Regions from separate parts of the Mus musculus genome. Here region 2 is linked to region 1. Evidence: chromatin loops called from intact Hi-C (ENCODE). Cell type or tissue: left cerebral cortex. All regions are shown on one strand. Each heading gives the region's core, and the rest is flanking DNA. Links, peaks and the distances in the headings are about the cores only.

Region 1 (14,989 bases), core at 2,487-10,486:
AAATGGGGGCAAGACCTAGGATTAAGCTTCGTCATCGTCACCTGCTGCTTTGCTGGCGTGCAGTGGGAGGCTGAAGCCCACCTCAGCTGAGCACTGGACCTGACCACTTCTGGCCAGGTTAGAGTGCAGAGGAGGCTGGTAGAGGTTGTTGCCCCCACCCCCCACCTCCGAAGCAGTTTCCTTCCTCCGGCATTTTTGCCTGTCCTTTCCAGCCTCCAGAGGGCACTGTGCGCTCTGCTTTGGAACTGAGACCTGCTGCCTGGCACACAGGTTGGTGAGGCTGCTGAGGCTGCTCAGAAGGTGCTCCTTGGGGGCAAAGAAGACACAGCTGGGGTGCCCTCCCTGTTCTTCCCTCAACACCCCCTGAGGTATCCCCCCTTAGGAAGCAGCTCTTCTAAGTTTCTCTCACAGGTGCCTACAAAAGCATACAGGCAGTCAGAGACAGTGCAGATCAATCAAAAGCAGGGTTTATTTTTCTATCAAATTCCCAATCTATATCCAGCCAGTGGATCAAAGGTCCGTCAAGCCCTTCGATAGACCCTTGCGGGGGAAACTGTAATCACTTTGTATGGGGAAGGAAAAGAAACGCCAAAAACTTTCCAAAAAGCGGGGGTGGGGTGAGGCGGGAGGGGGAGGTATTAGGGAACAGATGCAGAGGCAGCCGCTGAGGGCTCCTCACGGGTGGGTGTCCTGGACACCACACCCATACGTCTGCAGCTGCACTAGCAACCTACCTTCATGTTACTCTGGTCTGAAAACCTGGAACCCTGGTTCATCTCAACTTATAATGACTCAAGAGCAGCCAGAATATCTGAATCCAATTCTTCAACCTGTAGTTGAGTGCTAACTATTTGCTAGGCACAGACTAGGCACTGGACAGTGGTTTCGTTGGAAGGGGCGGCTTTCCCCTAAGTGTGGGAGGATGCTTTCTGCGGGTTTCTTCTTCCTCCTCTACTTATACCATGTGGTAAATGGGCCAGCCATAGGGACAGATGTTAGGCTTCCTTCTACAGGTGTGGCCCCCGAGGAACCAAGAACAGGCTCTGAGCAGCTGTGGAATTCACCCCACAATCCACATAGTGCTGTGTCTCCAAGGTGCTCTGGGATATGTGGCCAATGTATGAAATCTTCACAGAAGTCCTAGCAAAAAACAAAACAATGAAGAGACTTAAAAAACAGGAAATAGTACCCAGAAAATGTCTTACAAGTTGAGGGTTCCAGGCTCCTATCTTTGTGGTTATGTAACCTGGAGGCCAGAGGACCTTTCTGGTTATTCCAAAAACCTTGTCATGAAGTGACCTTCTGGACTGTTTCTTAAACAGGGATGATACGACACAGAAGCCCACAGAGGGGCTTCTGGCACCATCTGGGCACCTTTGGGTCATCACAACAGAGTGGAACTGAGGCGAGAGCTCCCAGCAGCAAGCAGAGATGAGGGGAGCCACTCTGAAGCATCCACAGTCACTGACGACAGAGAACTCACAGGCGACAAAGCTGAGAATCCTCACTCAAATCCCAGATTTCTCTACTGTGAACAGCCTCAGTCGCAACACTAATGGCTGACCCCTGAGGGTAAATGCTTAGTACTTACACCGTGAGAAAGCTAGGCTGGTCCTTACTCAGGATCACTCGTTTAGTGAAACTAGAACCCATTTCATACAGAGTAGCTCTTTTAACTTTTTAGAAAATAGCTATTTCATGTGTTTAGGTGTTTCTCCCTGCATGTGGGTCTGTACACCATGTGTATGTGTGGTACCCACAGAGGCTAGAAGAACACATTGATCCCCTGAAACTGGAGTTACAGACAACTGTGAGCTGACACGTGAATGCTAGGAATCAAGCTGGGGTCCTCTAGAAAAGCAACCAGCGCTCTTAACCATCTCTCCAAACAGTATGTTTAAGTCTCCAGTGGGAATCCGGCAGCCTGTGCAGGGGTTCTGGACTCCACCCCGAGAGAATACCAAGGGTCTCCTGTCAGCCAGGTGGCTCCAGCAAGTGTGGAAAGCTCACGGGCGGCCCAGGCTCAAAGAGAAAGGCCAGCAGGAGGGAGGGCAGAGGACCTACCTCATGAAGATCACAATGTTGTGTACCCGGATGGCAGGGAGTGTGCAGTAGAAGCTGTGGGTTGCAAACACAGACACGGGACACGGTCACCTGATTGACAACGGAGCAGCAGCACAAGAAAGGTGCCATCTCCCAGGAGACTTAGAGGGCAGTGTGGAGTTACACTGTCAAACTATGTGGGGCACCTTCTCTTTCCCATGCCTGCCCTTCAAACCAAAATGCTGCCAAGGACCACTGGTTCAGAGCCCTACAAGGTGTCATCTGCAGCCCTCCACACCACGCCCCTGCTTTTCAAAGCCGTTGTCTGTTTACATGCTGGGGTTTGAGGCTGTTTCTAGTGGTTAATACTCTTTAGAAAGCTCAGAACTTTAGTCATGTGACAATGACATCTCCTCTCAAAACCCCCACAGGAAGATAAAGCTAGGGAGTCCACAGGCCAAATCTGGGGCTCACGGCAGAGCCAGGGACACAGTCAATCAAGGAGGACTCTGACTCTCTCCAGGCAGATAGTGTACTAGAGAGAACTCTGTCCTTACTACACATAGGAAGACGGTCCTCCCACCTCAGCCTTCACGGTAAAATTCACCTGAAAATAAAACAAGACCCGCGTCAGCCTATGACAGGCAAGCTTCTCACAACAGCATTAATGGGATCAACCCACAGGTGCTGGGCCACTCTTCCATCACATACAAAGCATCCTCGGAGCTTGAAATGAAAACCTTGGGGCCCTTCCCCTAGGGGCCTCAGGCTTTAGGCTATAGTCCCACCTCCTCTTGATTTGGTGACTCTCTTTCTCTCATCAATTCTTTCACTGTCCAAGTATGTTAGCCAATTCTGTCCCTTCCCAACTGTCCATCATTACAGGTCTTCGGTGGGCAGAAGAGAGGAATGGGATGGAACCTCAGCATCCATCCCCACAGCATCCCCACAGCATCCCCACAGCATCCCCACAGCATCCCCACAGCATCCTCACAGCATCCCCACAGCATCCTCACAGCATCCCCACAGCATCCCCACAGCATCCCCACAGCATCCCCACAGCATCCTCACAGCATCCTCACAGCATCCTCACAGCATCCTCACAGCATCCCCACAGCATCCTCACAGCATCCCCACAGCATCCCCACAGCATCCCCACAGCATCCCCACAGCATCCCCACAGCATCCTCACAGCATCCTCACAGCATCCTCACAGCATCCTCACAGCATCCTCACAGCATCCTCACAGCATCCCCACAGCATCCCCACAGCATCCCCACAGCATCCTCACAGCATCCTCACAGCACCTGCTCTCTTCCTTAGCCCGTGGGCAGAGGCCCATCAACAACGACATACCAGGTGCTCACTCCTAGGGGCAATGAGTGAGACATTCGTGGTTGTGTACGAGCCGACCACAGCCTTCATGTACTGGACCTGGCTGAACAGGTTGGTGACCGCCACAGGATAGAAGTTGGAGTTCCTGATCTTCAGGGTGGCCTAGGAAGGGCAAGGGAGGAAGCGCCAGGTAAGTGTCCCGGTCTAAGGCTGGCAAGTGCGCAGGCCAGGAAGCGAGGCCGTTCATCTTACCGTGACATCAAGGACCACAAGGGAGTCCTGTTCATTAAACGTGACTTTTGTCACTTTGATGCCGTTATCGTCCACGAGGACCGAGTGTGGAAACAGAAAGAAGAACACCAGGCCAGATGCCAGGAGACACAGCAGGACCGACAGGAGGACATACTGTTTTCTGCAAACGACAGCACAGGGTCACCGTGGTCGGTCAGATACCAGATACGGGAGCCTAAATGGTCCTGATTGACACAATACTGATGCAGTGAAAGGAAGCGAACAGAATCAGGAAGCACAGACTGGGCACAGAGCAATGGGGCAAGAAAAGGCCCTTCAGCCCTTCTGAGCACCATTCGCCCTCCAAAGAGAAACCGGTGCTTTTATCTCCTAAACACCGCTCATCTCCCAGGACGGCCTCTTTCCCCAACCCCTTCCTTTCAGTTGACCCTTAAGATGTTTCTAGCTTCACATTTCTTTGCCCAGACTGTAACACGAGACAGAGACATTTCACTTAAGCAAAAGTTCTAGGGGAAATGGGGAGGACTAGGCTATCGTTCAGTGGAAGAGTGCTTGTCTAGTAAGTGAGAGGGCCTGGGTTCAAGCCTTAGTATCACAATAAATAAATAAATAAATAAATAAATAAATAAATAATGAGGTAATAATCATAAATTAGTGGATAAAGAAAATAAGGAAACAGGGCAGATATAAGAACAGACATCTTTCTCAAAGATTACTTGGTGTTCTTTCATAGAGAGGAGTTGGGAACAGAAGAAGGTATTGGCAGATGAGAGCCAGCCAACTCACGTTCTCTGAGGACGCAGCCTCTGGTCACTGTGGGGGATCAAAGCCACCAACTCATTGACTTGCTCTAGAAAAGCAGCAAACACAGACTCATTCTGTAAACCCCAGGTATGAGTGGCCCTTCCTCTTCTTGTCACATTTCGCCGTCAACTGGCACAGCTGAGATTCAGCTGGGCTTAGACACTAAAACGTACACTTTTGGTTGGATGAAGGAACGGGTAAATGTAGAGACAGGATAAGAAAAGCTGGAGGGGAAGAAACAGATTAGCCTAAGGAGAACGCCACAAACTGTAAAACTTCTACCAGCACCGTAGGGCTGCGGCACTGAGGCTGGGGGGCTCTTGCCTTCGCTGTCTTTGACGAAGTCTCGGAACATCTCAAAGCCATTGTCACTTTTCACTTGGAGCTTTGTGTGGTTTGTAAGGTTCTTAAAAGCTCTAATCTCTGTGACTCCCCCAACACCTAGGGTCAACTTAGTGGCAGCTGTTGCTACAGATAATCCAGGCCCCACTCCTGAGCCGACTGTCACTCCCCACCCCCTGGTATTCTGCTGACCCCTGGCTACTGCTCATGGTGCCTTTGTTTGTAAAGGATCTGCTAGAATATCTCCTTCACAATGCTGTGGCCATCCTTATGAGCAAGAACGATAGAGAAACATCCTTGTCAACAGATCCCACAGCAGAGAAATAAACATTCCAAACCAGAGAGGGGCTGGGAACCCGGAGTGGCCTAGGAAGATGTCTCAGTGGATACAGACGGGATTAGGTCGGCCCACGGGGCGTGTCTGTGAGTGATTTTCTTAACTGGGTTTACTGAAATGTGAAGACCCTCCCTAAATGTGGGTGGCACCCATTTCATAGGCTGTATCTCTGAATGAATAGGGAAGGGGAAACCAGGTACGAGCACTCCTCGCTCGCTGTTTGCTGTGACTATAAGGTGACATAAGCGATTTCAAATTGCTGCTGTTGTATAACTTGTCCTCAGTGATGGAGCTGTGACCTGGAGCTGTGAATCAGAATAAACCTTCATCCCCTAAATTGCCATTGTCAGAGTATTTTATCAGAGCAACCAGAAAAGAAACTAAGGCATTAATAAAGGAGTAGAAATGAAGAAGAGAAAGGGTTCCGAGTGTAAGATTTAAAAAAAACAAAAAACAAAAAACCTGGAGTCTGTCCATTTATCAGGGCAGCGGAGCTGGCTACAATTCAGGGCGGGCTATGACTATGGAGGGCTGGCTGGAGCAGATGCCAGAGTGCTTTCCGTGTGATGGCCGATGGTCTCACCTGCTGGGATGTAGCCTGCTCCTTGGCAGGTGTGACAGGTGATGCTATTTCTCCCAGTGAACTCCACATAGGGGAACTGAGCGATGGCTTCCTCCTGATCTCTATCAGCCAGCAAGTCCTCCGGGTTGTCATCCTTCTTTCGCTGACAAAATGTGAGGGCAGAGGAGTGCTGAGACCCCATGTGTCATCTCCTATATGGGGAGGGGGGTGGTGAGCGCGTGTTAGTGTCCATGTGGGGCCGCTCTAGAGGTAAAAAAAAATCACTTCTGCATAAAGTGCAAAATACTGAGCAAGAGGCTGTTGTTCTAAGTGTGTGCCTGTGTGCGCAACACTGGCAGTTCCTACTGCGGCCTTCCTTTTGCAGCAGTGTCCCGTGTCGTGTCTGGCCTCCCCTCCCCCTGGAATAGGACGGCCCTCGCTGGATTAGGCTCTCTGCCCGGAAGACCCCATCTCCCCTCCTGCTCCCCCACCCCACCCCGCCGCTTCCTCCCCTCTGTTTGCAAACTCAAAAGGCAAACAGGCTGCACCTCGGGCACACAAACAACAGGCACCAGATTAATTAAAGGCCTCAGCGATCCCCATTCTCCTCCACTCCCAGCCGAGGAGGCGGGCTCAGGTCACGCCCCCGCACAAAAAAAGCCACGTTCCGAACGCGTTCAGGCCTCCGAGGCTCGGGAACGCGGGCGCCCCCGGACCTGTGGCGCACCAACTGCTGGCAGTTACTCCCGGGACCACTCCTCCCTCCACCTGCCCGCTCCAGCGAGTCCTCGGCGCGCCTCCGCCCGTGCGCACGCGCAGAACCGCAAGCCCGCCCGAGGACCCGGGCGAGCGCGAGCGCCTGCGCCTGCGCCCTGAGCTCCAGCGCGTCCCTCCTGCCGCGCAGCGGCAGCGCACCTACCCACCGGTAGGGGGCGACAGAGAACCGCGGAGGTGCTCGGAGACAGAACGTCGCTCCTCTATACCCCCAGATCTGAGCTTCCGGATCAGAGCGCTTCTGTGTGAGAGGAGGACGGCCAAAGCCATTCTCTCCGCACAGGGACACGGGGCATAAAGAAACCCAAAACCCAGAACCTGTACTAGGTCCCGGCAGAGGATCTGAATGCCTAAAGAGCTTATGGAGAACCACTGTGACAAGGGGCCTGATTGGAGGCAACTTCCATCGGAGTCCTGCTGGCTAGTCAAAAGAATGAAACCCAAAGCTAAGTTTTGCAAGGTGATCCTATTTCAGGACCACTATCCACAAAAAACGTGGGATGGGCATAAAGGGTTTGAGAGCTCCTCCGAAAGCTAAAGTGCCACAGAAGCGAAATGAAACTGGCGAAGAGGGCTAAAGAGCCCTGTGTGATGGTGCACGGGGCTTCCAGCATCTGAGAGACAGCAGGATCGCCACAAATTCAAATTAGCCTAGAACGTGAGTTTGAGGCCAGCCAGCAAAGTGAGACCCTGTTTTAAGAACAGCAAGAGAAGATTTATTTTATTTAAATGACGACCCTGTAGCCGTCTTCAGACACTCCAGAAGAGGGCATCAGATCTCATTACAGACGGTTGTGAGCCGCCATGTGGTTGCTTGGAATTGAACTGAGGACCTCTGGAAGAGCAGTTAATGATCTTAACAGCTGAGCCATCCCTCCAGCCCTACTTCTATGTCTCTTACTTAAATAAATCTGATGATATTGGGAGAAATAAAGGCTAAGCTAAAAACATATTGTTTGGTTGCAGTTAATGAACTCTGGTGATACTGTTCTGCCCAGTTTGGGGGAAGGTTGTAGATTTTTTTCTAGTAAAAATTCTGTGTCTCCTTAAAGTAGATAGAGACTCAGCTGATCCTCTCACTCTTCCTGTCTGGACTGTGAGCTTGGTATTAGAGATTAAAGTAGCTGTGTTGTGACCAAGAGGCCATGAGGAACTCTGGACAGAAGGATAAAAGAAATCAGGTCCCTGATAGAATTCTGATCTTCCTAGATTTCATGTTCTCACAGTGGGACACAATCCTAATAAATATAGACACAGCGCAAATAAAGAGGAAAGCTTGGTCTGTTAGTTGGTCTTGGTTTTGGAGTTTTTGTTTGGATGGTTTGATTTGGTTGTTTTTTGTTTATTTGTTTTTTTCATAATTTTTTGTATTATTTAAATGCACTTTATACATCAAACATATTAATATTATGGAGTATTTTGAGAATCAAATAATACATAAAATTTTGTTCAACTTTTATATTCATATCCTAAAAATATCATTAATGAATATTTAATACTATCCATAACTGAGGATCCTATATCTAACATTGAATACTAAATTGTTTCAAAACATACAAAATATTCTATTGTAATTAAGCATAGTAAAAGAGCATAAAATATTAAAAATGAATCATTAAGGAATATATTCAAAAGCCCTTATATGATAGCACCTGACATAGTGAGAGAGTATTTAAAATGCATTATATATCTGTGAACATTGTCTAACAATCAGTTTACTTTAAAAAGATTATCAGTGTTTCTAAGAGAGAAATTACTTTATCAGTAAGTATATTTTAAAAATTTCAAAATAGCAAAAACTTTTTGAAGTGAAACATTAAGAAAATGCTAAGTTCTAGCATAGAGAGAAAAATTATCAATAATATTTCCATGATGTTTGTAGAACATGATTTTACTATTTTCAACTGTTAATATTCAACAAACTGTAATTATTTTAAGATATACTTTGTTATGTCTCCCTTTTCATTTCTGATTTTATTAATTTGGATACTTTCTCTTTGCCCTCTGGTTAGTCTGGTTAAGGAAGGGTTTACGTATCTTTTTGATTTTCTTAAAGAACCAGCTGATGGTTTTGTTGATTCTTTGTATGGTTCTTTTTGTTTCTATTTGTTTGATTTCAGTCCTGAGTTTGATTATTTCCTGCCGTCTACTCCTTTTGGGTGAATTTGCTTGTTTTTGTTCTAGAGCTTTCAGGTGTGCTGCCAAGCTGCTAGTGTAAGCTCTCTCCAGTTTTCTTTTAGAGGCACTTAGAACTATGAATTTTCCTCTTACCACTGCTTTCTTTACATAAGTTTACATAAGTGTTACATAAGTTTTGGTATGATGTGTCTTCATTTTCATTAAATTCTAAAAAGCCTTTAATTTCTTTCTTTATTTCTTCCTTGAACAAGTTATCGTTGAGTAGAACATTGTTCGGCTTCCATGTGTGTGTGTGTGTGCTTTCTGTTGTTTTTGTTGGCATCTAAGAGAGCCTTAGTCCATGGTGATATTATAGGGTACATGGGATTATTTTAGTCTTCTTGTATCTGTCAAGGCCTGTTCTGTGGCTAATTATATGGACACTTTTGGTGAAGGTACCGTGAGGTGCTGAGAAGAAGGTATATTCTTTTTGCTTTAGGATGAAATGTTCTATAAATGCCTGTTAGATCCATTTGGTTCATAACTTCTGTTAGCTTCACCGTGTCTCTGTTTAGTTTCTGTTTCCATGATCTGTCCATTGCTGAGAGTGGGGTGTTGAGGTTTCCCACTATTATTGTCTGGGGTGCGATGTGCTTTGAGCTTTATAGTAAAGTTTCTTTTATGAATGTGGGTGCTCTTTCATTTGGAGCATAGATGTTCAGAGTTGAGAGTTCCTCTTGGTAGATTTTTTTTCCTTTGACCAGTATGAAGTGTTCTTTCTTATCTTTTTTGATGACTTTTGGTTGAAAGTTGATTTTATTCGATATTAGAATGGCTACTCCGGCTTGTTTCTTGGGACCATTTGCTCGGAAAATTGTTTTCCAACCTTTTACTCTGAGGTAGTGTCTGCCTTTGTCACTGAAGTGCGTTTCCTGTATGCAGCAAAATGCTGTGTCCTATTTATGTATTCAGTTTGTTAGTCTATGTCTTTTTTGGGGAATTGAGTCCATTGATGTTAAGAGATATTAAGGAAGAGTGATTGTTACTTCCCATTATTTTTGTTGTTAGAAGTGGGATTATGTTTGTGTGGCTATCTTCTTTGGGGTTTGTTGAAAGATTACTTTCTTGCTTTTTCTAGGGTGTAGTTTTCCCCCTTGTGTTGGTGTTTTCCATCTATTATCCTTTGTAAGGCTGGATTTATGGAAAGATATTGTGTAAATTTGGTTTTGTTATGGAATATCTTGGTATTTCCATCTATGGTAATTGAGAGTTTTGCTGGGTATAGTAGCCTGGGCTGGCATTTGTGTTCTCTTAGGGTCTGTATGACATCTGCTCAGGATCTTCTAGCTTTCATAGTCTCTGGTGAGAAGTCTGGTGAAATTCTGATAGGCCTGCCTTTATATGTTACTTGACCTTTTTCCCTTATTGCTTTTAATATTCTTTCTTTGTTTAGTGCATTTGGTGTTTTGATTATTATGTGATGGGAGAAATTTCTTTTCTGGTTCAGTCTATTTGGAGTTCTCTAGGCTTCTTGTATGTTCATGGGCATCTCTTTCTTTAGGTTAGGGAAGTTTTCTTCTATAATCTTTTTGAAGATATTTACTAGCCCTTTAAGTTGGGAATCTTAGCTCTCTTCTATACCTATTATCCTTAGGTTTGGTCTTCTCATTGTGTCCTGGATTTCCTGGATGTTTTGGGTTAGGAGCTTTTTGCTTTTTGCATTTTCTTTGACTGTTGTGTCAATGTTTTCTATGGTATCTTCTGCACCTGAGATTCTTTCTTCTATCTCTTGTATTCTGTTGATGATGCTTGCATCTATGACTCCTGATATCTTTCCTAGGTTTTCTAACTCCAGGATTGTCTCCCTTTGTGATTTATTTATTGTTTCTATTTCCATTTTTAGATCTTGGATGGTTTTGTTCATTTCCTTTGCCAGTTTGACTGTTTTCTTGTAATTCTTTAAGGTATTTTTGTGTTTTGTCTTTAAGGGCTTCTAGCTGTTTACCTGTGTTCTCTTGTATTTCTTTAAGGGAATTATTTATGTCCTTAAAGTCCTCTATCACCATCATGAGAAATGATTTTAGATCTGAATTTTGTTTTTTCTGGTGTGACGGTGTATCCAGGACTTGCTATGGTGGGAGAATTGGGATCTAACGATGCCAAGTAACTTGGTTTCTGTTGCTTATGTTCTTACGCTTGCCTCCCGCCATCTGGTTATCTCTAGTGCTACCTGCCCTCGCTATATCTGACTGGAGCCTGCTCTCCTTGTGATTCTGGTTGTGTCAGAACTCCTCAGAGTTCAGCTGTCTCTGTGATCCTGGGATCCTGAGATCCTGGGGGCGTTAGAGTGCCTGGGAGTGGAGCTTCCTCTGGGTGTTGTGGGATTGGCTGCGGAGTTCACGTCCCGTTTGGTTTTTATCAGTCATGGTCTCTCTGTGTATATAGCCCTGGAACTCACTCTGTAGACCAGGCTGGCCTCTGCCTTCCAAATGCTGGGATTAAAGGCATGCAACCATGTCCAGTGAAAGACTTGGTTTCAATTTGTACATACTGCCTTAACCCCAAGGTATAGGCCGTGTATGCTCTGGCAGCTTCAGCTCTTAGGACAATGGCCCTTTAAGAGAGGGGACAGAGACCTGTCAGAGCCCCGCCCTGCCTAGGCTTTCCTGCATGAAGATGCTCCTGGCAAGTAACTCACCTATAGAATGGCCTTGCTCTCTGCCAAGGGATCAAGTGTGGTCTCTCAAAAGTCCACCCTCACAATGGTGTCACTGCATGTTGCAGCCTTTACTGGTCATCCCGGGGGTGCTACCATGCAAATAAACCTGACGTGGATGAGTGGTATGGTGGGAGTCGGGAGACAGAGAAACGGACAGCAGCCACTGGACCTGCTAGCTGAAGAAGCAGCCACTGGACCTGCTAGCTGAAGAGCAGCCACTGGACCTGCTAGCTGAAGAAGCAGCCACTGGACCTGCTAGCTGAAGAAGCAGCCACTGGACCTGCTAGCTGAAGAGCAGCCACTGGACCTGCTAGCTGAAGAGCAGCCACTGGACCTGCTAGCTGAAGAAGCAGCCACTGGACCTGCTAGCTGAAGAGCAGCCACTGGACCTACTAGCTGAAGAGCAGCCACTGGACCTGCTAGCTGAAGAGCAGCCACTGGACCTGCTAGCTGAAGAGCAGCCACTGGACCTGCTAGCTGAAGAGCAGCCACTGGACCTGCTAGCTGAAGAGCAGCCACTGGACCTGCTAGCTGAAGAGCAGCCACTGGACCTGCTAGCTGAAGAGCAGCCACTGGACCTGCTAGCTGAAGAGCAGCCACTGGACCTGCTAGCTGAAGAGCAGCCACTGGACCTGCTAGCTGAAGAGCAGCCACTGGACCTGCTAGCTGAAGAGCAGCCACTGGACCTGCTAGCTGAAGAGCAGCCACTGGACCTGCTAGCTGAAGAGCAGCCACTGGACCTGCTAGCTGAAGAGCAGCCACTGGACCTGCTAGCTGAAGAGCAGCCACTGGACCTGCTAGCTGAAGAAGCAGCTGTTGAGCTTGGTCTGGTGCTGCTAGGTATTCAGATGTTAAAAACTGGCCCTTGAGACCTGGTTGTCCCCACTAGGGGATCCTCATGTACTATCCTCATGATGCTATATAAGCCTTGCTCCCCAAGCTAATTGGTCAATAAAATGTAGCACTAAATATGTAAAATCCCAGGCTGAGGCTTCTATCCTGCCTTTGGTTATTGAGTCCCGGATGAAAGACAAAATACCTTTACATTCACAATCAGCCTTAATCACACGATAGCTGGGCAGCTGCCTACCATCTGTGCAGTTAGAACCTACTTTCCTTTTTTTTTTTTTTATTAAAAAAGTATTATTAAATGTAAGTTCACTGTAGCTGCCTTCAGACATACCCGAAAAGGGCGTCAGATCCCATTACAGATGGTTGTGAGCCACCATGTGACTGCTGGGATTTGAACTCATGAAGAGCAGTCAGTGCTCTTAACCGCTGAGCGGTCACTCCAGCTCTCCCTCCAGCCCCTGCTCACTCCGGCCCCACTCACTCTGGCCCAAAGATTGATTGATTTATTATGCGTAAGCATGCTGTAGCTGTCTTCAGACACACCAGAAGAGGGCATCCGATCTCATTACAGATAGATGGTTGTGAGCCACCATGTGGTTGCTGGGATTTGAACTCAGGACCTCCAGAAGAGCAGTCAGAGAGATGGCTCTTAACCACTGAGCCATCTCTCCAGCTCACCTACTTTCCTCTTGATAACTCTAAGTTATTACTTACTATTTATTATATTCCATCTTGGCTGCCCTTAACTCTAATGGGGCAGCCCACAAGGCCACGTTTTAAACCATAGCGGCTTCTCTCCTTCTCCTTCCTCTCTTCCAGCTTGTTCTTCTTTTTCCTCTTCTCCAATCCCAAGCCAGAAACCTAAACCCCACCTGTCTTAGTCAGGGTTTCTATTCCTGCACAAACATCATGACCACGAAGCAGTTGGGGAGGAAAGGGTTTATTCAGCTTACTCTTCCACATTGCTGTTCATCACCAAAGGAAGTCAGGACTGGAACTCAAGCAGGTCAGGAAGCAGAAGCTGATGCAGAGGCCATGGAGGGATGTTACTTACTGGCTTGCTTCCCCTGGCTTGCTCAGCCTGCTCTCTTATAGAACCCAAGACTACCAGCCCAGGGATGGTCCCACCCACAAGGGGCCTTTCCCCCTTGATCACTAATTGAGAAAATGCCTTACAGTTGGATCTCATGGAGGCATTTCCTCAACTGAAGCTCCTTTTTCTGTGATAACTCCAGCTGTGTCAAGTTGACACAAAACTAGTCAATACACCACCTATGTCTCTTCTGCCCAGCAACTGGCTGATGGCAACTTTATTTACCAATCACAATTAACTGGAGGCAAAAGTTACTCTCTCCTCTTTGGGGCAACTGGTTTTGGGGTCCCAAATAAGCATTAGAATACAAGCACCATCAGGCCAACCCATTATGATAAAAGGCTAAAGCCTGTTACTGGGTAGTAGATAGAGGTATGTCTGGATTTCAGTTACTTCTCTGGGGGGTCTCAGGTAGAGATGGGAGGAACAGAAGAAAGGACAGAAGAAGAAGCCGCCACGAGAGAAGATGGACCATGAGCACGTGGCCAGGAGAAACAGCAAGCAACAAGGGACATGTGTCTGGGATGTGAGTTAGAATAGCTCCAAAACCTGCCCAATCTAGGCGGACAGCTTGTAAAGAAAACACCTGGATTGTGTGTCTTTTCTAAGGGCTAGCTAGAATTTACAATTCATTCACAGGAAGACTAGCCTAGAATAAATACCGAGGGTTGGGGTTTTCTTCAAAGGCTGGGAGCACAAAGCCTGTGGTCAGGAAGAGGCAGGGGTTGGGGTGGTGGGCCAAGAACGGGAGCCTGGAACATCACCAGTGGAACCCCGAGGCTCTCTGACTGTCTGCTCCTGAAGATGTGGCTTGGACGGAGAGACCACACACCTGGGCCAATGCTCGCTCGCACCGGAAGCCAGGTGTGTAGCAGACCCTTAGCGAGTCCTTGCACAACTCCCCAGCCTGGAGGCTGGCCAGCGTGGCCTGCGGGATCATTCCTGAGTCTTCTGAGAGGCTTAATTGGCTAGTACATTCCAGAGGAGACAGCGTTCATCTCTCACTGGTGTCTGGCTTCCAGCTTTGTCTCAATAGCCCAGTTATTAGCAGTGGGGTTATGGTAGACGTGAGCTCACTGGGGCTCTCTGGGTGGCCAGGGCAGAGTGGGGGGCCACCCGAGCATCTCCACACTTCCATCCTCCTCAGTTTCTCCACAGCCATCGTGGGTGCTAGCCCCACGGACTGGGGATGGTGAGGTCCAGAGAGTAATCCTCATCCTAGAGAGCCTAGAGGTCAGGGAGGACCCTGCTCATCACAGAGTACCCCCCACTCCTTATGTGGATGCTGTGGAATTCTAAGCCCCTAACAGTCCCCTGCCCTGATGGGGACTAAGGACCCACACTTAGAAATGCGCTTCAGGGTACTTCATTCTGCCCCTGTTGTTTATCCACAGATGAGAAATGTATGTAAGACCAGATGACACTCAGCAAGTATAACACACAGGGACCGCTGCTTCCTGGTTGCTGGCCATTACAGAAAGCTCTGCCTGCTCGCACATGCTCAGAGAGCAGAGCCTTAGCCCCACGCTGGAGCCGCTGGAGCTTCAGCTGAAGGGGCACAAAATCCTTTTGCAGTTGTTTGAATTGTCAGTTTCTCAAGTGCACCTGAGATCTCACAGCCCTCAGCTCTGGTGTCCCCAAAGTGAAGGCCATAGGGCAGTTCTTTAAGGGAAGGGAAGGAGGGGACTATAGAAGGGGGGGGGTAGAGGAGAGGGAGAAAGGAGGTAGGGGAAAGGGAGGGAGGGTGAGGGAGACAAG
Region 2 (14,989 bases), core at 4,015-12,014, 210 kb before region 1:
AGATTCTATCATCTGAGTATTGTCATTGGATTTGTTTGTTTGTTTCGCCTGATCTCCTGGGCTAACAGGGACTCATCCACATGGTTACCTTAAAGACTCTCCTCTGAGGAACAAGCAGACCCAGAGCAGCAACTTCTGCTGCCCCCTCCCCCTTCTACAACAGCAGTCCTCAGACTTGCTAATGCAAGGTTAACACTGGTCCCTCAAGTTGTGGTGACCTCCAGCTGTAGAGCTATTTCATTGCTACTTCATTACTGTAATTTTTCTGTTATAAATCATAATGGAAATATCTGGCGTGCAGGGTATCTGATGGACTATGAAAGGGGGTCCCGACCCACAGGTTGAGAACCACTGTGCTAAGGGCTACCATTTCCATTAAATTACCTTTCCCCTTCCTGTTAGAACTTGGCTTCATGCCCATGTTTGTTCTTGAGATCTGTAATGCTGCCTATTTGCCTGTTTTCTTAGCCTCTGGCACATTTTTACAAAGGTACCTCTTCCCTCTCCTTTTATTTACCGAAGTGACTCCTTTTTGAGTCAGGCTCTCTGGGACAGAATGCTGCTTTGCCTTCGTAATGTTAAGTGCCACTTTGCTTTTCTTTCTTTCTCCCTTTTCTTTGGGTATTGTTTTATGACCCTCACTGCCTGGTTTTGTCATCCTCTCCAGGACCCTCTTCTTCTCAAAGTTGCCAAACTCGAGGCTAAAGTTCTGTAGATTACAGTGAGCTGCTTCTGTTCCAAGAGAACAAGAGAATACAGTCTGTGTCCTGGAGTGGGCGAGCCCTTCTCCCCTGCCAGAACTTAGCTCTGTTTCTTTGGAACAAGGGACTGCTGGCCCCTTTTGACTGCCATGTTTCAGGCAGGAGGTCAGGTCGGCTGTTTGTTTCTCGTTTGCTTGTGATACTTTGTCTCTATGTGTAAAATGCAAGAATTGTATTGTTTTGCACAACATACTTTGTACATCTGTGCAGACACCTATGTAGCTCATTTAGGGAAGGTTTGCTGGTGCTTTGGCCAAGAGCACTCTACTTCCTTTTCCCAGAGTGGGATGCTATGCCAGCTGCTGCTTTTCTTCCAATGTTCTCCCTACTCTGAGTCTTTACAGTACTTCATTTCTATTGTACCTTCTCCTGCCTGCATGCACAGCAACTTTCCCCATATGCCAAGGACCAACCTGGAGAAGGGGTGTCTGGGAGCAGCAAAAAGAAATGACTCAAAGTCAAATTGTAACTGGTAAGACCCATTGGACATCTAACTTACATATAAATAGCTGCACAAACATCAACAAAGTTTCTTTCAGAAAAAAAACTAAAGACTCTTAGAGGTGACAATGTTTCAGTTCCATCCTCACCTCTGTTTCTCTTAAATTCTTTTTCAAGATTTATTTATATATTTAATGTATTCACCACTGCGGTTTCAGACACACCAAAAGAGGGCGTCAGACCCTGTTACAGATGGTTATAAGCCACCATGTGGTTGCTGGGAATTGAACTCAGGACCTCTGGAAGAGCAGTCGGTGCTCTTAACCACTGAGCCATCTCTCCAGCCCTCACCTCTGCTTCTCAATTGCTCCTTTTCCTTTTATTATTCAGCTGAACACTTTTTTGGGGCTATTATCAAGATGCCTTTATAATAAAGTAAATTTTGCTTGGTGTGATGGGCACATACTTAATCCCAGCACTCTGGAGGCAAAGACAGGTGGATCGCTGTGAGTTCGAGGTCAGACTGCTCTACGGAGTGAGATCTTTCCTCAGAAAAACGATGATAATAATGTAAATTCCATTGATACAGGAAACTGTTTTCTCTCACACATCTAAACATCTTTCAAATAGAATGTCCTATATAACCAATGGTAGTTTATAATTCCTGCCAGCTCCCAGAAGTCAGGACACAAGGACACTCCTCGAGCTTGACCTTAGCTATCATTCAAAGTGACTGATATGACTGGAAGCCCTCAGTTCATCAACCCTTGGAGAAATACTAGTGCTGTTCAAACACCTACCTTAAACTGTCTCTGGCAAGATCAAAGGAAGTACAGCATCAGAGATTAGGAGTTGGGCCGTGGAGGGAACTCCCGCAGGCAACATTTTCTTTCCTAAGAAACTGCTTTGCTAAAACTCAGTATGGCATCTAATAGAAATGCATAGAAAAAATACAGACAGGGACAAAAGTGATTCAGAAGTGCCAGGCTCAAGGCTAAGTAATTGTAATTCTGGAGTGACTTTTAGTTATAGTTGTGTACGTGGTAGTGATAGTTTAAAGTCCCTTTTGAAATTTAGAAATAAATGATATTTAAATAAGAACGAACCTTTAAGACCCAAGTGATAAGAACCCAATGATCATTCGTGGCAGTATTCTTTCCTTTCCTTGGGGATCCTAAAATGAGGTGCCACTCACCCTACAGTACCATAAAGTCCCCGTAGACACCTCAGACCCTATAGCACGAATACACAGTCGCAGCTCTCAAGGTACCCATAAGCCTGGAAACAGATGGACAGTGTGCTCAGGATTGAACACACGCAGGCAAGGAGGAGAAAAAGGCAATAAGGGGGGCTGGGAGGGTGCTGGAGAGATGGCTCAGTGGTTAAGAACACTGACTGCACTTCCAGAGGTCCTGAGTTCAATTCCCAGCAACCACATGGTGGCTCACAAGCATCTGTAATGAGATCTGATGTCCTCTTCTGGTGTTTCTGAAGACAGCAACAGTGTGCTCACATACATAAAACAAATAAATCTAAAGGTTATTGTCATACCCCACCACCACCCACCACCCACCCCGTTGCCGCCGTAGACACTTAGAGGAAGGATGAGGTCACATTTCTTCATGTCTAAAGTGGAATACTAAAGTCAGGAGCTTTACAGAGTAGCGGGTAGCGGAGGCATCTCCGGGGAATGAAGAGCAGGACACTTTGGCCACAGAGTTCACTATTCCTTTTTGTTGTTGTTGTTGGGTTTTTTTTGTTTTTGTTTTGTTGTTGTTGTTTTTCGAGACAGGATTTCTCTGTGTAGCCCTGGCTGTCCTAGAACTCACTCTGTAGACCAGGCTGGGCTCAAACTCATAAATCTGCCTGCCTCTGCCTCCCGAGTACCAGGCATGCACCACCACTGCCCGCTTCACTACTCCTTTCGACTTTACCCATTAAAAATTTTGATGAAAACGGTGAACCTTGCTCTTAGAAATAAAAGCACACATTCATAATAATAATAAAAAAAGAATTGTCTAGTATCTCTGGGGATTTTTTTCACTTTCGGGCAGCATGAGGGGCAAACGACCAGGGGAGACGGGTAATGCCAGTAACTAGGACAGAAGGCTCACTTCTGGAGATGAGGTTTGTACCTGACTTTTCTGGAAAGGAATGGAGGCTCATCCAGGACTGAAGGAGCAGAATTCACTTGGGAACCCTCTCCAGCATTGATTGGAATGATCTGAGCTTCTGATGAGGTAAGACGGTCCTTAAAGAGTAGCTAGGAAAAGAAATATAGGGGGTGGGGGTGGGGGAGGGTATGCCCGGCTCTTGGCAGGGAGCTTGACTCCTACACACACACACACACACACACACACACACACACACACACACACACACACGCCATATTTTATATTTAATATAGGGAGCAATGGGAAGATGTTGCAGATCATTAAGGAGAGTAACTATTCAGAACTCTGGTTTAGGAAGATTAATTTTCGGAGTAGGTAACCGCGGGAGGAGCGAAGTTAGTTTATGGCAGTTGCCTTTTTAAAATATATTCTTCAGATCCATTCTACTTATTCAGCTCGCCACCCACCACATGGCAGGAAGCCAAGCCTTTAGTAGGCATTTGCCAGTCCTGAAGAGAAAAAAAGACATAAATTCACTTTGAGGTTCCTCTTGTAATGTCTCTATTCCTCAAAAGGTGGCGCTCTTACAGCACTATTTACAGAGCCGGATTCTTTCTCTAAACACATTGCTTCCAAGCAGAAAAGCTGTTTTTCAGGGGGAACTCACCTTCTGAGGACAATGTAGAGGCGGGGAGGGGGTGATGATAGCTAGTATGAAAGATTGATGGACAGCCCTTTTATGTCTCAGTATTCCGACCACAGTAGGCGCCCTGAATACAGTTCTATATTAAGCATTTTAATAAGGGGAGAAGTTTATGAAAAGCTGCCTCTCGAAGCAAGACATTTTACGTCTTGCGAGATATATAGACATATATTTGAGGAGTGGCGTAGCTTAGTTCTAGGAAGGCTTCCACTCATAGACGTCAAGCAGAAAGCATAATCTGCAACGCCATTGTGAGTCCATAAATCTGCGTGCTGTGTGGAAGGGCCAGTTTATGTCACAGGGAAGGGGGTCGTTCTCCAAGAGCAGAGTTTAGCTGTACCAGGTTAAAGCTGTAGCTTATTGCTATGAAACTGTCTGTGCTTTGTCTTTGAGTCTGGGAGCAGATCTCTAAGAGAGGCACGTTAGGTGGGTTAGAGACGGCGGTTCCAGAAACAGTTGTGGTTGGGTTGGCCCCAAACTGAAAAGTTTAACTTGAAGCCATGGAGTTTGATATTAAGTTATTTTCTCTCCATTAAAATGTGCCTTCCAGAAAGGAGGGAGGGAGGATCTCAAAGTTACCCACTTCACAAGACCCACCCCTGAAAGGTGAGGTAAACAGTAGCACTTACCTTACAGGTGTATGAGAGAGAGCTGCCTGCCAGTGGGCGGGGAGTCCCACCGATGCTGCTCTTGGGAGCAGCCACCCATGCTGGGGTGGGCTGTTTGTGATGCCTTGGAGTTACTCATGCTTCTCTAATACTCCCTTCAATCCCAATCCCCCTATTAAGCAAACCTATAAACTCACTAGTTCTTCGTCCTAGACTTGGGTGAGATGGTTCCTCGGTTTGCCTTTGGTGTCCTATCTGGGGTGAACAGCGACATGCTTGTGCATTCCCCGGTGAACTAAGACATTGCTTACTTAGACTCTCGGGCATCTTTGTCAACCCTCTACTGTTAAAGACTTGGAAGCAATGGGGAGAAGGGCTGTAGCACCTGATAGATGCTAATGTAATTAAAATTCATCAAGGAAGTGGTGAATAATTCCATCGAGATGGCCGTTCCAATTCCAGCCAGGAAATACTCAGGAGGCTCCAGGAGGCACGGATGCTGCAAGAGCCAGGCTCAATTGGTCTTTTCTTCATTGGTGCTTTTTGAGTTGAAACATCTCGTTACACTTTACTCAATGACTAGTCCCATTTTACAAAAGCCTGATCCTTACTCTTAAAGACTAAGCAAAAACAATGGCCCTTTATCTCTAGAGAGAATATATATTTGCAGGCTTTTGTAATTTCCAATGTGTGTTGCTTCCTGAAATATTCAGCAGTGAGCCCTGCCATGAACCCTGGGTGAGGAACTCCAGCTGAAACTCCCTTACCAGCAGGCTGGAGAAGAGACCTCAGAAGCCAGGGGCAGAGAAGGAAGAAACAGGGGTGAAGGAGTAACCTGTGCAAAAATCTGTTCCGGGTGCAGATAAGAAGGGGATGGGCAGAACAATTGCTCTCTGTGGGAAGGCTGCTCTCTGGACTTGCCAGGTTGCAGGGAGTAACTTAAGGGCTGAGAACCCCTGGAAGACAGTGTGCAGAGCGATAGACCTGGAATCCATGGCTAAAGGCCTCAACCAGAACTTTCTATGGAGTCTAAATGGGCGTTGCCTCAAATGACAGAGAATCTGACCGATAGGGAACAAAAAAGAGAGCTCACCTATGGAAGAAACTGACGGGGATGCCAACAAGCACTGGAAACTTCCTCTCCAATAGCAGATCCAAACAGCCATCTGCTCCATGCACCCAGTGCTGAGAAAGGTCTAGAACCAAAGCCTGAACTGTAATCTTTTTCACTGCCCAAATGTGGTTGATTTCTTTTTCAGGATACTCTCAGGCTCTTTGAGGAGCCAAATTAAAAAAAAAAAAAAAAATAGAGATGGTTTCTATCCAAGGCTTCTTTAAATCAAACCGTCTCAGCGTTAGGTCCTGGCTTTGCCACATTCCAGTCTGTGACCTTGAAGCCTTAAATCTGTTTCTGAGCTGTTATGTAAAAAGTAACAACGCGCTCTCTACCTCATAAAACTGCTGGGAGATAAAAGCGGTGGAGCTCAGTAACTGATCACCGCCTTGGTAATGGATGCTGAACGTTGAAACTGTAGCAGAAGCCTAAGTCCCCATCCTCAGCTGGATGCTCTAGCTGCTCCCCTGGGGGCCCAGCATTCATTACCCAAGGACTGCACACCTCACAGCTTTCTCAGGCATATTATGTATGAATACAGGGTTAGTCCACAGCCTTTATGGCTTGTCTCTACTTCTTAAAATGAAAAGGTCCATGCTATCTTAAGACGCTAACCATGCCCTTTTCCTTAATTCTGTCCTCAAGGGTAAGGGTTCTTTATGTAGGAAAAGATTACATTAAAGGAGTTTACTCAAGAGGCAAAAGCAGATGGATCTCTGTGTGTCAGAGGCCAGTCTGTTCTACATAGTAAGCTCCAGGCTATCCAGACTATGTGGTGAGACCCCGTCTAAAGAAGAACAAGAGGGAAAAAGGAGGGATGGCACAAAGTTGACCTGCAAAATAAAAGCTGGAGAAACGTCTTGATTATAAACATGTGCCACTCTCCCGGGGGACTTGAGTGTCCTCAACACCATGTCCATCAGCTCCCACCTGCCTGAATCCCAGTTTGTCACCCAAGGACTGTATACCTCAAGGCTTCCTCTGGTGTCGTCCCAAACAGTTCTCTCCTGGCTTTTCTGTGGGCACCGTTTGTGCACGTGCGTACACAGAGGCACAAATGCACAGGTACATCAGTAATAAGCATTTAAAACCCGGGGTGGGGAGTTGTCTCTAGACCTTCCCTGGGTTCTGCTTCGCTGGAGGAGTCATCCCCACTCTACCTGGCCAGGAGAACCACCGAGAAGCTAACATTTGCACAAGATGTCCTAGGAGTCATAGTTTTATTCCTAGCATATGCATTGTGAAGAGCAAGTCTTAGGCAGTCAACTCAGTGTTGGAATTAAAAACTCAAACCTGCATCAAACCCTTCAGTGTCCTTTAGCCTTCTCTGTAACAGAAGTAATTTACATCTCTCTCTCTCACTCACACACACACACACACACACACACACACACACACACACACACACACACATCATAGTCGGCTCTCAACCTTTGTTCTGGGGCAGCCTCAGGAAATCTCCATCTCCCGAGGGAGCAGCCTCGAGATGATGTCAGTGTTGACTCCCCGGGGAGTACCTTGCCCACATCTTCCACTAGAGGCCTGAGGCAGTGCCTGTGGTTTCCTTAGTGATGTGTCACTCCACTCCAGAAACCCCGGGCAACCCCTCCAGAACAGTGACTCCCACTCCATCCCTAGAACAGGTGGCATGCCTGCTGTACCAGGGCTCTCACTCAGAAGTCACCCCCATGGCTTGCTTCACTGAAATCTCTTGCAGGTGTGGAGTGCTGGCTACCAAAACCCTTGTTAGCCGGGCCGGGTATTTCCAGGCAGATCTCTGCATTTTCCAGGTCCACATTGGATCAAGGTCCAGGGCAGAAGGGAAAGCAGACAGAGCTGGCAAGCTTGTCCCAACCAGGACAAAGTCAGTTAACTCTTTGGGACTGGAGGCAAGAAGAGAGGAGGGAAGGCATTGGTCCCCTACATTTTCTCCTAAGCCCTGATCCACACAGCAGACCCAGAAGCCCCAGCCTTAAACCCACTTAGTACCAGTCAGCAAGAGGGGAGATGGTGCCTTTTTATTAAGGTTGACATCAAGCAAAGCACTAAGAAAGGATACACAGAGGAGGGAAGGGGCACACACAGTCACCACTTCGGAAGGTAGGAGCACATCAGTTAAGGACACTCAGGACAGCCACATGCTCCGTGCCCTGGGTTGAGGAGTGGGGCATAAAAGGGAAAAGAGCAGAAAGCGCCATGATAGCCTGGGGCTTGCAGACGGGTCTGAAGCCCCCTGAACCTAATACTAGAGCCACAAGCCCTGCCCCTGAGGGCTCACACACTACTACACAAGTGGACACACATAACACAAGACATTATGGAGGCAACACCAGAAAGCAGAGGGTACCGACATATTGACAGGAAAAAAAAAATAATAAAAGGAACTGAAGTTAAGCAGGTATAGCCAGAAAAGACAGCTTGGGGCTGCAGCGCCCCCTCCCCCAAGAGTTCCTCAGATGTCCCCTTAAATCTGGACAGTTGCTGAGCAGTCCTAAGTCTCTGCCTGCGACCTGAGCACTTTGTTCTCTAGGCCCAGGTGAGTGGCCAAGCAATCCCAGGTGAAGTCAGCGACGGGGCAGGCTCGGCTCTGCATGCTCAGTGCCAGAGCTTGAGCTCTTGTGTCTTCATGCACATCAGAGCCAGCTCCTCCCAGCCTAGGGGCCCTGGGAACCCGAGTACCCTGACTCCTAGGGCCGCAGTTCCCTCCTCAAGCTTCCTTTACCCATCAGCAGTTGCAGAGCGATCTGTAAGGGGGAGAGGTTTCCGCAGAGCACTGAATATCTTGGGTTTGGGGAAAAGGGTAAATTTCCTGTTGCCAGAACAGAATACCCCAACTCCTTAATTTCTAGGTAAATAGAGATTATTTGCCAAAGTCCTAGATGACTCCTTTTTCAGAATAGAAAAAGCAGAATTTTATTTACATAATTCAATGGTCCTCCTGTTTCCTAGGAAGAGGGGAAGGGGGCAAGGTAAAGGGATAGATGAGAGTCCAGAGATGGGCACGTCCTTTCTGGGAACCTCACCTTTCTGCAGTTTGCTATGATGCCTGCTTGGGTGGAATTCGCGATGCTTCCAAAGTCCTTGACTCTACAAATCCTTCTGTGAGGGAGTCTCTCTCCCTGACCTATAAGGACCACGTTTGAAGTGAAGAACACTGCACCGCACTGTTCAGTCCCCTCGGGTTAAGCACTTGGAAACCCAAAGCCAGCGCGGGTAGTTGGTTCCCTGGTGGGGTCTCCCTCACAGAGAGGCCTCGCCCTCCAGCTGCAGCAGGGTAATGTCAGGAAGGTCGGGGGGCTCCACAAGTGGCCCATCCTCCCCAAGGAGACCGGGGCTCTCAGAGAGCTCGCAGTGACTGGTGGGTGTGGCGGGGTTAGGTGTCTCTTTCTCCTCTTCGTCCTCGTCTTCATCAGGATCACGACCCAGCAAGCCGCTGTCCTCGATCCCAGGCGAAGGTGTCTCTGGTTCATGGGGAACACTTGGGAAGCTCCCCTTGCCGCCGGCCACGCCCAAGCCTCCCTGGCGGGGCGCAGTGGTCATAATCTGGCACATGGAGACTATAGCCCGCTGGTTGGCGCACACGTCGTCCGACAGAACCTGGATGTGCGAGGCCTGCTCGTCCAGTGCCCCTCGCATGGCCCTCACGTCCTCAAACAGGGCCTGCAGCTGGGCCTTCAGGTGCTCCATCAGTTCCTTCATACCGCCGTTATACTCCCCAGAGATCACGTCCCCCACGGCGGGCACCGTGGACACCTCCAGAGGCGCTGGCATGTCGCCGCCGTCCTTGGTCATGATCTCCAGCAGACTGTCCTCCATTGAGTGGCAGAAGCGGGCGGTGGCAGCTCTGGGTCGTGTCCAGCGGGCCTCCAGGGTGGGGGAAGGGTGTGGAGGGGGAGAGGTCCCGGGAGGGACGGGGTGGAGCCCAGGGACACCTAGGCTCCCTAGAGGGGCGGGGAGCCTACGTGAAGAGAGCGGCCCCAGGCAGAGGACACGGGCGGGATCAAGGAGGGCTGAGAAGAGTCTATGGATCGAAGACCTGTCTAGGGTCCCGGGACCAGGATCTTCGGGCTTACCCAGGGGGCAAAAGTGGCTTGCCCGCTCGCCTCCAGTGTGGTACCTATGTCCCCGCCGCCCTCCCGGCAATCACCGACAAAGAGTGCTCACAGGTCACAGAGGCGCTCGCAGAGGGCTCGGGGTCGAGACGGGGACCCGCAGCGCGTCAGTCTCGGGACTCCCCCCAGCCATCCACCAGCAGTGCCCGCGAGTGCGGCTGGAGAGGCAGGGGCGGGTCTCCCGGCGGCGCCGCGGATGCTCCCCCGTTTCCAAGGCGACGCACGGCACGTAAATGACGTGTGTCTCCATGGCAACGAGGAAGTGAGGAAGAAAGAGAACAGGGTTCCGAAGCTGCAGTGAAGCTCTGTTGTATGGGCTGACGGGCGGGGCAGGGATGCTGCAGTAGCCTCAGAGAAGCTGCAAAGAGCATGTGGCTGCAATGTTTAATAGGACAGCATGAGAAAGCAGTTTGCTGCACGACCCCCACCCCCAAGCCGGAGAGAGACCGTCTGCCTGGGGGGGGGGGGGGGGCTTTTCACCCGCTCTCCGCATTCCTTCCTTGGAGGACCATGGGAGAGCCAGGTCCATCCTCCAGCGGCCCACAGGACTGGGTAGCGATTGTTAATAATCCCAGGCGAGCTGGCAGCACCAGGCTTGGAGGTGCAGAGGAAGGCGGAGGGAGGCGCGACCGATCTGCTTCTCCCTTCTGCAGCAAAAAAAAAAAAAAAAAAAAAAAAAAAAAAAAAAAAAAAACAAAAAACAATTTTCCCTCCCTCCAGAAAGCTCAGGGTGAGATACAGTCTCTTATGGGACCCAGCTGTTTCTACCCAGGTTGGGGGGGTATGAAAATTATGAAGCTAAGTACTTAAATTCCGAGAATGAAAACTCCATAACAACAGATTCCCCTCCCCTGCACCCTCCATCACGGAATCCCCAGCGCTTTAAATAGCGTCCGAGACGCAGAGAGCAGATGATGTATTTGTGGAATAGCTACTTAAATAAGAGCCACCAAGTACCATTCTCCTCCCCAGGATTCTCCAGCCCACACATAGTGGACTTCAGAAGACCTGAATACAATTTCCTTTCAGCCCTTAATGACTGAGAGACCTCAGCTGACATCGTTTTCTTGACGGACCGAATAATAGTGTTTCTAAATCTGAGTTAACACTGGACCGAAGTGCAATTGAGTGAATTATTAGGGCCAGCGCCCCTAGTTCCCATCTTTAGATGCCCACTAACCACCCCTGTCCTTTGTGAAAACTCCTTCCCCTACTTAGAGGGTAGAGCAGGAGAAGAGGAGGAGGAAGAAAATTTGGTTATAATATATTTAGAGACGACATAGGCTGGGAAGGTAGTCATCTTGTAGGCTATAACACGCTGACATCGCTTTGATAAAAGGAAGCCAAGTGGTCAAAACCCTGAGTTTACAAGACTCTGGGAAGGAGAAGTAAATGAACAGTGCTGTCTAACTGTATAAAAAATTAAGTGTGGGTGAGTGTCATTGGTCACCTGTAGTTCAGTAACTGCAAGTGTGTTTTTTAATTTCCCTGGTTGTATGTCTTGGCGATGAAGAGTGTCCAGCCAGGTTTTTGAGGCACCAAAGAACAGATTCATCTATGCCTGTCTTACTGCTACTGTTAAAATAAAAGCAAATTAAACTATCTTAAAGTGCCCAGGGTCGGAATGTTTACATAAATAACTTAAGACATATATTGGACAGATGTGAGAAATTTGATTTCCCCAAAACAAAGATGAACACACACACACACCATGCAGTATTGCTTTCTAAAAACTAATGATTAATCTTGTTTCCTTGCTCCTTCAACAAATTTGTTGTTGCTCTTGCCTCTGCCATTCTTGCCATACATGGTCAATAAACTTTAGATGATCCCTAAGCTGGCTCATGAAAGAGCAGAACACTTTTTCTTGGTATCCCTCGGCACAGAGAGTTATACTTTGACTCTCACAGGCTCACCATAACACACATGCACTCGTGTGCAAATGTCTGCTGTTTGTTTTGTTTTCAAACTACAGGAGAACTAGAAACAGAGGCAAGATGCAGCTGAGCTTACCCAGTATGACATCTAATCACGATGTAGCAAAGGTTCTCAGAGCTTTGCAGGACCAGTCCTGCTGTCGTCCCTCCCATGGGAACCTTACTATAGTAAGAAAAGACTGGCATGTTCTGCAGTCTTTCTGCCATGGGCCATTCCTCCCCATCTCTTCTGTGGCACCTCGCATGAAGAATTCTATCTTGATGGTTCTCTTCCAGAGTGCTCCCTGCCTTCTACCCTTGAAGACCGATCCTGTTCTCAGTGAAATGCTTCCCACGTTTGCTGCCAAGATAGGCTTACGTCAGACCTAGCCCTGCTCAGTAGGAGCTGGGTTATGCCATCACACAAGGCCCTTGGCCACTATTGTTGCAGGTACTGTGTGTCAGGGCTTTCAGCATCAGAATATCATGTCGCTCAGAGGCTCTGACCATGCAGCACCCAGAGAGCACAAGGGGTCTGGGCCAAGAGGGAGGGGAATTTCCTGGAGAAGCACTGAAGATCATGGGAAGCAGGTGCAGAGGCCCAGGAGCGTGGCTGATCCAGTCCAATTCCAGGTCAGACATTTGAGAGGGTAGGTGGGAACTTGGGGAGTGGGGTGGGAACTTGGGGGTGGGGCTTGAAAATATAGGGAGGAAACATTGGTTATGTTTGATTAAGAAAAACAGATTTCATAAATTCTGCATGAAAATCAGAGATGGAGGAATACATAGTCTTTGTATTTTAAGGGTGGTGTATACAGGGAAGGAAGCCTTCATTAGCTGGTTGGGTTATAAGCTTGGGTCAATGGGATGCCAGACTCTGTGGATGAGTACCCCAGCCACACTACTAAACTATTCAGAAGAACTTGTCATAGTGTGGCTTTAGTTTCTGGGTGTCACTGTAGCTGTGATGTCCTTTTATCTCACTCTGATTAGCTTGTAGGGAGAAGAGACCTCACACTGTAAAGGTAGCCTCCATGATGTGTGCCCAGTCCTAAGTATCACATTCTTATGAAAACTGCGATTCTGAGTAGACCTTGCTGTTTTCCTGGTCTTCATTATCTGTCTCTGTCTTATACGGCTGGTACAATAAATCTGATAAAGATGCTTCCAGGCTCGGGTGTAGAAGAATACACTAAATCAACTGAAAGTCTAGCTGCTACGTGTTAGTCTAAAATCCCCAAACAGTCATTCCCAAATATAACTTACGAAGCTGTGTTCCTTTCTCAGTATAAGACTGTACCCATTGGTCTTTTTGTCAGCTTGACACAAATTAAGGACACCTGGAAAGACAGAACCTCAGTTAAGGTACGGTTGCCCCCAGACTGGCCTATGGACATGTCTCTGAGACATTTTCTTGGTTGCTAATTGATGCCTAGCCCGTTGTCATAGTTAGGGTTTTACTGCTGTGAATAGACACCATGACCAAGGCAACAGGACAACATTTAATTGGGGTTGGCTTACAGGTTCAGAGGTTCAGTCCATTATCAAGGCAGGAGCATGGCAACATCCAGGCAGGCATGAATCAGAAGGAGTTGAGAGTTCTACATCTTCATCTGAAGACTGCTTGCAGAATACTGACTTCCAGGCAGCTAGGGTGGGGGTCTTAAGCCCACACGCACAGTGACACACCTGCTCCAACAAGGCCATACCTCCTAATAGTGCTGCTCCCTGGGCCAAGCACATACAAACCATCACACCGACGGTGGGTGGTGTTACTCTTGGCAGGTGATTCTGGGTTGTAAAAGAAAGGGAGCTAAACCGGGCATGGTGGCGCATGCCTTCAATCCCAGCACTCGGGAGGCAGAGGCAGGAGCATTTCTGAGTTCGAGGGCAACCTGGTCTACAGAGTGGGTTCCAGGACAGCCAGGGCTACACAGAGAAACCCTGTCTCGAAAAACAAAAAACAAAAAAAAAAAAAACAAAAAAAAAAAAGGGAAGGGAGCTGAATCCGAACATGGAAGCCAGCCAGCAAGTAGCACTCCTTCACAGCCCCACTTCAGTCCCCAAGTCCCTGTCTGGAGCTCCCTGCAATGATGGAGTGTAACCTATAAGCCAAATGACCCCACCCCGACTCCGCCCCAGGTTGGCTTTGGTCAATATTTTACCACAGCAATAAAGAAAGCAACTAGGAGAGAAATCATTACCAGGTGTGGGGTACTGTGGGACAAGTGAGCCCTGCGACCAAGGGAACACTGTGATGGTCCTGACCAAGCTTTTTGGAGAGGATGGTAGAAGCATTTGAAACTTTGGGCTGCAAAGTTATTGAGTACTTAAAGTTTGGTGAGCTGTTCTGTGGGAAATTGGAAGATGCTGCTGAGAGACTGCAGTTGGCAGAGGCATGGCCTGTGAAGAAGTTCCAGGGGGGAAGCAGAGACTGACCTGGATGCTTGTGCGATGTTTGGGGTTACTGATGTGTGCAAGTGAAACCTTTGCTTTACTAGGATAATCCTTGCTGGTTGGCTGGGGCTGAAGACTCGACTATGGTTAATAAAAAATTAGTATCATTGAGGAGGAAGAATTTTCTGGGTGGGTGTGTTCTTTCCTCGGGGTAATCACACAGAAGAATAATTTCTGTTTCTTTGGGGGCAACTGTTGTTAACAAATTACTTCTCACAGTTTCTGCCTATTTGGAAAGGAATTATACTCGTACCTGTGTGACATGGTGTGTGCACCAAAACCTTCCCTTCTCAATTGTCAGATTCTAAGGACATCTTTGTGTTCCTGAGCAGATACATTTAAAAACAAACAAACAAAAAACAAAACAAAAAACAGGGCTCATTATGTACCACAGGATGGTCTGAACTCTTGATCTTCTTGCCTCAGTCTCCTGGGTTGCAAATGTGCACTATACTAGGCCTAATAGTGAAATGTCCTACTTAGTTAGTTAGTTAGTTAGTTATGTGGGGTTTTTTTTGTTTGTTTGGTTGGTTGGTTGGTTGGTTTGGTTTTTCTGAGACAGGGTTTCTCTGTATAGTCCTGGCTGTCCTGGAACTCACTCTGTAGACCAGGCTGGTCTCGAACTCAGAAATCCACCTGCCTCTGCCTCTGCCTCTAGTTATGTGTTTGTTTGTTTGTTTGTTTGTTTGTTTTATTAGGGAGTTGCACACAAGTTCAAAAGTACCTGTTGGAGGTCAAAAGACAATTTGCAGGAGCCAAGTCT

What was found. Hi-C counts contacts between places; a loop is a spot of excess contacts. Peaks named below come from ENCODE experiments on the same cell type or tissue, not always from the same donor. Only the 100,000 strongest peaks of a DNase experiment are listed, where the experiment ranks them.
Region 2: it touches region 1 in a loop (2.5-fold over the local background); 17 of 42 quality-filtered maps call a loop at or near these places.

Annotation. Positions count from the first base shown.
Region 1 is chr15:97,955,738-97,970,726 of GRCm38, reverse strand. Tmem106c (transmembrane protein 106C) reads right to left here and starts at 6,498. Exons shown (of 8, transcript NM_001252153.1): 1 at 6,392-6,498; 2 at 5,697-5,887; 3 at 4,417-4,480; 4 at 3,631-3,790; 5 at 3,400-3,540; 6 at 2,601-2,650; 7 at 2,065-2,118; 8 at 441-1,140. The coding sequence starts at 5,877. The coding sequence ends at 1,008. In left cerebral cortex, for the core only: CTCF peaks have their summits at 6,606 (motif pointing right) and 7,246 (motif pointing right); DNase peaks (open chromatin) are centred at 6,027 and 6,559; H3K4me3 peaks cover 1,895 bases; H3K27ac peaks cover 1,442 bases.
Region 2 is chr15:98,162,884-98,177,872 of GRCm38, reverse strand. It overlaps Ccdc184 (coiled-coil domain containing 184), which reads right to left and starts at 10,067. Exons shown (of 1, transcript NM_177716.3): 1 at 7,739-10,067. The coding sequence starts at 9,557. The coding sequence ends at 8,982. It also overlaps a transcript of Asb8 not described here. In left cerebral cortex, for the core only: a CTCF peak has its summit at 7,286; DNase peaks (open chromatin) are centred at 9,322, 9,462, 10,098, 10,756 and 5 more places; H3K4me3 peaks cover 4,152 bases; H3K27ac peaks cover 3,916 bases.